Linked DNA regions of Homo sapiens: region 2 is linked to region 1. The links are chromatin contacts, found by Hi-C or POLR2A ChIA-PET in ENCODE. All regions are on one chromosome and are shown on one strand. The core of a region is the stretch at or near the end of the contact, and the rest is flanking DNA. Distances in the headings are between cores, read along the strand shown.

Region 1 (3,786 bases), core at 901-3,400:
GAGTACAATTTTTGTTTTATTTCCCCTTAAACAGCCAGGGCAGTTTCCTCATTATCTGGAACTCAGTTGAAGGTTTCAGGTTTCCCTAGAGATGTTCAGACCAACATAGTTGCACTAAAGTACTAATACTAATGTTTTTGGAACTTGCGATTAGCTTTCTATGTTGTTACTCAACTGATTTGTGAATTATACAGTATAATGAGGATAAACATTTTCTTAATAAACTTAGAAATCTCTAGGTAGACTGAAAGTACTCTATGTACTACAGTGAGAAGAAAAACATGTCCTTATTTTTAAGTACTTATTCAAACTCTGCTAATACAGTACATTCAGTCTTGGTGTAGAAAGTACACGTCGTGAGACTCTGTCTCAAAAAAAAAAAAAAAAAGTACACATCTAGGAATCCACTGCTGCATTAAGACCTTCTCATTTTCCTTTTTCATCTTTTACCAACAAGTGGTTTAAAGCATTAGTCCAGGACACAGAATTTTATGTGGTTACTGGCAAAGGTACTTAAGTAAAACTTCTGTGAAAGAAAAGGAAGGAACATGTTCATTTTCCCAGTTAATGACTAATGTAAAAGAGAAAATGGTTTCAAATGTGTAAATCACTTATACAACAGTGTTTTGAGCAATGGGAATGACCAACAAAACATTGAAGTATCATGAAAGAACATACAACGGTGCTTATTTTTAAGGTTACTGCTGTTTGTTTAATCACCTTTCAGGTCTCTATCAGGAGTGATTCACAGTCATCTCTCCTACTGAATCAGTGCTAACCATTCTCTTCAATTAAATCTGAGAAAAGGCAGCAAAATTCAAGTTCATAAACCCATTTGGAAAATGTTGTGATTTACAAAGTCTCATACACATAAATGTTAAGAAAAAAAAAAAAAAGGATTGTCAATGACAGATTCCAAATGGAATTTTCCCACTATTTCTAGAAGCAGATGCTTTAAGAAATTCATTTTTACTTAGTGAAAATTTTATACAAGAAGAAAATATTCAATCAGTGACTCTAAAATCTGTAAACTTCAGTAGCAGAATTCACAGGACTGTTACAAATTCAAATTGTCCTATCATGGCATAATTACCTCCATGGTTGGCAAATACCAGTAAATATGACCTATTTCCTCAAATATTAATTTTATAGATCTCTGATTAAAGAAGAATGCTACTAAGGCAACATCAGAACTTCAGAACTATACATATTCAACACATTTTTGTGGAGTAAATGGCACAGGAATACTACATAAATCAAATAATAATTGCTTATAAATAACAAAACATTTGCAGATGACCCAAATTCAAGTTTTTGGTAAACCCAACTCCCCATTGCCACCCTGGCCCCGATAGGGTTTCTAAACAGTTACTAGATATATTTTTCTTATCACAGGTATGGCAAGTGTAGAATTAAGCGAGCTGTTATGCTAATTAAAAAATTAGAACATTCAACTTAACAGGAAAATCTTAAAAGATACATTTTGGAATTATAAACTTAATACCTTAAGGGGATGACAGATTGTGACATCACATACCCACACACACACGAGAAAAAACTAGCACCAGTCAGGCTGTGGCTGCACACAGCTATCTTTGTTTATCATTGACTGATATCTGGACTGGGTACTGTTCCCACAGTCTCATATCAGGACAACCATTTAGAAATGAAACAAACCACAGGAAAGAAGCAAGGCAACTCTACAGCTGTCTGGTATGCATCATCACTGCAAACTCAGAACTAAAGAGTTCTCTAATAAAGTTTCTAAATACCAATCCACTATGTTGTTGTCTGGAGATTTAGAGCTGTCCTTATTAGAACTTGATGAACTTCTCCTGTGGTTAATGGCAAGATAATTTTTAGCATCTTCATCAAAGCCATATTCCAAAATATAAGAAATGTCACAGGTAGTCACACTACTTTAAGAAAATTTATAACACATTCTCTTTCCTATTATTATATTATGCTCACCCCTGTGCTGTTTCTATTCTATTCCATCAGCATCCTCTAAGGTCAGGTGATGTCTTAGTGCATTTTCTGTCGGTTAGAACAGAATACCTGAAACTAGGTAATTTATAAAGAAAAAGGAATTTATACAGTTATGGAGGCTGGGAAGGCCATGGTCAAGGAGATGCAGCTGGTGAGAACCTTCTTGCTAGTGGTGACTCTCTGTGGCATCCCAAGATGATGCAGGGTATCACACAGTGCATGCTAACATGCTAGCTCAAGTCTCTCTTCCTCTTCTTATAAAGCTACTAGTTCCCCTCCTATGCTAACCTATTAATCCATTAACTCACTAATCTATTGATCCATGAATTCATTAATCCATTTATAAGGGATCCAATCACCTATTCAAGGTCCCACTTCTCAATACTGCCACACTGGGGATTAAGTTTCAACATGAGTTTTGGATGGCACATTCAACCGTAGCAGTTGGTAATAAACTCTTCGTCATTAAGGTGGATGGAACAAAGGCCACATGTTACTGCTGCTCTCTTCTGACCATGTCTGGTAAGACTGGAGTCACACCCTGATGAGAGCAGAGCCAATTAGATTCTCTTTCTCAGGAATTGAGAATGAGGACTTTAAGACTTTAAGACAGCTAAAGGCACTGCACTCACAAGGTTGGAGGGAAGAAGAGGAAGGGCTGGGGTTGCTATTTTAGGTCCAAGTAAGCAAACAGATAAACCTGGATGGTAGAAAGCAGCAGCAGAATAAAGCAGAAGCAAAAGGAAGCAGAGACCAGAAACGAAATGACCCCCAAAACAGGACCCAATGGCTTTTCAATTTTAGGTTCCAGATCTCTGGGAAATCCAGGTGTACTTGCTCCCCTTAAGTTCAATAAGGAATCTTTGCATACTTCCTATAAAATCATCCCTGCTTTTGTTTTTGTGTTATTAGCTTGAGTGGGTTTCTCAACTCAGATATAAAGATTCTTAATTATGTACAAATTATTGGTTTAAGGTTGATTTTCTTCAACCACTTGTTAACAATCATTTACAACTTGTTCCCTTGATTTGAGACATCATTCTTCTATTTGCATATTAGAGGTTTCTTGGGCAGCAAAGATTTTCAGCACAGTAAAATCTTGAGAAGAGAGGGGTAATGCTATTATAAATTTTACAATGAAATAATTTATTTATTTATTATTTTTTTGAGATGCAGAGTCTTACTGTGTCACCCAGGCTACAGTGCAGGGGCATGATCTCAGCTCACTGCAACCTCTGCCTCCCGGATTCAAGTGATTCTCCTGCCTCGGCCTCCCAAATAGCTGGGACTACAGGTGTGCACCACCACACCCGGCTAATTTTTGCATTTTTAGTAGAGATGGGGTTTCACCATGTTGGCCAGGCTGGTCTTGAACTCCCGACCAAGTGATCCATCTGCCTCGGCCTCCCAAAGTGCTGGGATTACAGGCAGGAGTTACTGTGCCTGGCTGAAAGGAAAATTTTTTATTGATGAATAAGGTAACTACTTACATAATCTGGTAGAGGAACATCATTAGAACTCAGCGAACCTCTCAAGGACTGTGTGGCTTGTTCCAGAACTTTGTTGTGTTTTTTAGACAGCAAAGAAAATAAACTGGAAAAACAAACAAAAAACCAATTATATTAAAGGAACTGTTTTCTTTTCTGTCTTCTGTGGAAATATATAGTTCCACAGCATGTCAATTATTCTAAAATATACTTGTAAATGATTCTTTCTTCATGCCTGTGTTAACAGCAAGATTAATAATAGTATTTATGTAAGAAAAAAGGAGTGGGGAGGATGTTTAAATCATAAGAA
Region 2 (3,786 bases), core at 487-2,986, 290 kb before region 1:
GACAAGACCCCATCTCTACAAAAAAATATATATATTTTTAACTAGCTGGTCGTGATGGCACACACCTGTAGTCCCAGCTACTCAGGGGGCTGAGGCAGGAGGATCACTCGAGCCCAGGAAATCAAGGCTGCAGTGAGCTGTGGTCGCACCACTGCACTCCAGGCTGGGTGACAGAGCAAGACCTGTCTCTAAAAAAAAATAATAAATAATATGGCCAGGAGGCCAGGCATGGTGGCTCACGCCTGTAATCCCAACACTTTGGGAGGCCAAGGTGGGTGGATCACTTGAGGTCAGTAGTTCAAGACCAGCCTGGCCAACATGGTGAAACCCCATCTCTACAAAAATACAAAAAAATTAGCCGGGCATGGTGGCGCAGCCTGTAATCCCAGCTACTCGAGAGGCTGAGACAGGAGAATCGCTTAAACCCAGGAGGCAGAGATTGCAGTGAGCCAAGACCGTGCCATTGCACTCCACCCTGGGTGACAGAGCGAGACTTAATCTCAAATAATAATAATAATAATAATAATAATAATAATAATAATAATAATAATAATAATATGGCCAGGATCCCACAGCTGACCTGAAGCAGAGATGGTTCAAGGGTGATGCTCTGTCTCCTAGTCTCATCACCTGTGCCCACGTCTTTCAAGTGAACCCCTACTTGGGTCCCACCTTGTGCTGGGGGTGCTATAAGGAAATAAGCAAAGGAGACAATGCCTTAACCACCTTGGCATGGTCAGTCTCCTGGGAGCTGGAATTTCCAGACAACAGACAACCTCTCATAGGCCTAGCCCAACTCTGGGTAGGTCCTGGTGCAGGGTCCCTGCCTGTGGCATCTGCTGTGCTACAGAGAGCCAACACCTGGCCCAGGCCTTCCAATGGGGACCATTCAGGGCTTGACGAAGCTTCACTTTCCAGCCCCAGAGAGGAAGGACCACCATTCCCCTCCCTTCCCAGAACAAATCAGGTGAAACCCAAATACCCACCTAGGCCAAAAGAAGAAAACTTCCAGTGGGAACCAAGACAGGCTAGCAAGGTGAAAAGAGACTTATTCTATAGCATTTCCCCCAAATAACAAAAGTGTGATTAAAGCAGGTGAGAAGCCAATTTTAACAACACTTGTATGCATACACAGACCCTTGCAATTCTGCACACTCTAAAATCTTACTTTTTGTGGCTTAGAATGTTTCAGCACTCAGTGGAGTTTCTGCAGCCAGCAGTCACACCTACAGAGTTTCAAATCCGTGTAAACGCTGTGTCAGCCTAACCACCAGTGTGATTCTGTGTCATTCGGGGGCAAATGTTGATGTTTCTTGGGTAAGTGAAAGATCATGCAGAGAGCTTCCGGAAGACCATCCTTAGGAGCTGAACTGAAAGAAGGCCTCTCAGAGGGGCCACAGCCTCCTTCTCCCTGTGCTAGAGACAAGTCCCTAATAGCCATCTATGCTCAATGGGACTCAATGTGTCTCGGGAGCCTGGAAGCCTTTTTCTGCCCCATTCCTGACATCATGCCACCTACACATCAGACACAAGGCACCCGGCCCACTCCATCACCTCCAGTTCCCAGAAATGTGCAGGGAGCTCAGGTCAGGGCTCTTGAATCTCCTGCTGACCCAGCAGAACATACGACACAAAGGCATCTCAAAGGCAAACAAAATGGGTGGGAGGGAGGCTCATGGCCCAGGCGCGTCATCAGTGCAGTCCTGTTCAGCCAGGGCAAGGCTCAGCCGGGTGCAGCTTAGAGGAAAAGGAGAAGTGCTGAGGCTGAGCAGGTGGGGAGGGACTGTAACTCATGAGGTGTGTCGCCAGATTGGAAAGGGGGCTCAGGGTCCGTGTTGCCTAGCTACTGCCATGTCACTGTGTGACTAACAAGCCCCAAATCTCAGGAACTGCAACACAGAGGTTCACTGTTCCTGATCACAGGTCTGCAGATGGGCTGTCTCTGATCCACACCATGGCCTCCCTTTCTGGTGAGAAGGGGCAGAGCTCAGCATGCAGTGAGTCACAGAAGTTAGAAAGCACGTGCCTCTGTCTACTGCCACCTCTTTCAGGAAGCTCTCCCTGACTGCTCCCTAGTCAGGGTTACAGATCACCCCTCGGGGCTCCCACAGCTGCCAGGGATGTTCTGCCACAGTCCTGCTCCCTGGGCATGGCCATTGGTGTGTAGATGGCAGATGCCTGCTGAGGATGAGCGTGACTTCGTCCCCTCTGTCTCCCCAGCACTAAGCCAGGGCCTGGCCCCAGCAGGTGCCCCATAAGCATGTGGGGGATGAAGGGAATGGTCCAGGTACTAAGGGACTGAGGGGCTTGGGGAGGGAAGAGCCAGCTGTGCCTGGAGCCACATACTCGAGGCAGGGCACTCAGGGCCAGGGAGGAATACAGGGTGGGGCACGGGCAGGGCCTTCCAGTGGGGAGGGCTGGGGGTCCTCAGGGGCCTGATGTCTCACTGTCTAGAGAGGCCTGGAGGTGGGTGGGGAGTGCTCTGTGGTCATGGGTGCCAGAGTCTTAGCCAGTGCGGAGGGCACCTTCGTGCCAGTTAGGAGGTGCCCTTCCTCCAGGTGCCCAGCCCTGCCCCAGAACCCTGGGAGCTGCCTCAGACCCACAGCTGGGCACCCTTGTGTAGGACACAACCTGGGCGCTGCATGTGAGACTCTCTGGGTGTGGAGTGTGACTGTGTTGTGTGGGGGTGCGGGATGTGGTATATACGCACACACGCAGGGAGCGGGGTATGTGTGGTTGGAGAGGGTTGCGTTGTGTGTTGTGTGGGGTGCGGGATGTGGTATATACGCACACACGCAGGGAGCGAGGTATGTGTGGTTGGAGAGGGTTGCGTTGTGTGTTGTGTGGGGTGCGGGATGTAGTATATACGCACACATGCAGGGAGTGGGGTATGTGTGGTTGGAGAGGGTTGCGTTGTGTGTTGTGTGGGGGTGGGGGATGTGGTATATACGCACACGTGCAGGGAGCGGGGTATGTGTGGTTGGAGAGGGTTGCGTTGTGTGTTGTGTGGGGTGCGGGATGTGGTATATACGCACACATGCAGGGAGCGGGGTATGTGTGGTTGGAGAGGGTTGCGTTGTGTGTTGTGTGGGGTGCGGGATGTGGTATATACGCACACGTGCAGGGAGCGGGGTATGTGTGGTTGGAGAGGGTTGTGTTGTGTGTTGTGTGGGGGTGGGGGATGTGGTATATACGCACGCACGCAGGGAGCGGGGTATGTGTGGTTGGAGAGGGTTGCGTTGTGTGTACATGGTGTGAGAATGGAGAATTAGTGTGGTATGCGTGTGGTGTATGTGTGTGTGCTGTGTGTGGGTGTGTGTGATGTGGGGTGTGTGAATTTGTGCTGCACTTTGCAAGCCTCCCAGGCTGGGTGGCCTCTGTGCAGGGAGAGCTGGGAGGCCTAGCTGTGAGGGTGCCACGTCCTAGAGCCAGAAACACAGGTGTCTCAGTGGCCAAGCCTTCGCCTGCCCCTGGGAGTGGGGCCGGCACGGGGTCTGCAATGGCAGAGAACGGGCTGAAGGTCCTCAGTGGGCAGGCACAGCTGGCCTCCCCTCACGAAGGCCCTTCCTTCCAGAACTCTGGACTATCCCTTAGTTAGGGAGGGAACGGTCTGGACAGACTGAGCCGAGGAAAATATTCCTGGTCAAGGGATGCCCTCAGCTTGAGGCGCCTGGTCGGAGGCTCAGAAGAGATCTGGGGGAGATGCCGGGTCCACACAAGGATGATGTTCTGGAAACCGGAACTGCCCAACGGTGGAGGAGGCCGCTTCCTAAGGGAGCAAAGCCC

Evidence for each region. A loop is a pair of places that touch in the nucleus more often than their neighbours do. ChIA-PET counts read pairs that join two places held with the same protein, here RNA polymerase II (POLR2A). Pooled maps may share reads with other maps.
Region 2: a loop to region 1 is called in a map with no recorded cell type, with 9 times the contacts of the local background. The contact joins two enhancer-like sites. A Hi-C loop is called at or near these places in 2 of 168 maps with a recorded cell type or tissue (dorsolateral prefrontal cortex and head of caudate nucleus), 7 of 37 single-sample maps with no recorded cell type and 12 of 50 pooled maps. POLR2A ChIA-PET finds 5 or more read pairs at or near these places in 1 of 52 experiments (HEK293).

The regions. Positions count from the first base shown.
Region 1 is chr18:49,160,206-49,163,991 of GRCh38, forward strand. It overlaps DYM (dymeclin), which reads right to left. Exons shown (of 18, transcript NM_001353214.3): 15 at 3,480-3,582. Among named protein-coding and RNA genes, the nearest start is that of MIR4744, 110 kb to the left of the region's middle. RefSeq lists a silencer at 1,643-1,702. Within about 2 kb of position 2,151, at least 2 of the 41 ENCODE cell types and tissues checked have a DNase peak (open chromatin) inside an H3K27ac peak, as active enhancers do.
Region 2 is chr18:48,867,320-48,871,105 of GRCh38, forward strand. No RefSeq gene overlaps it. Among named protein-coding and RNA genes, the nearest start is that of CTIF-AS1, 27 kb to the left of the region's middle. RefSeq lists an enhancer at 1,370-1,479. Within about 2 kb of position 1,737, at least 8 of the 41 ENCODE cell types and tissues checked have a DNase peak (open chromatin) inside an H3K27ac peak, as active enhancers do.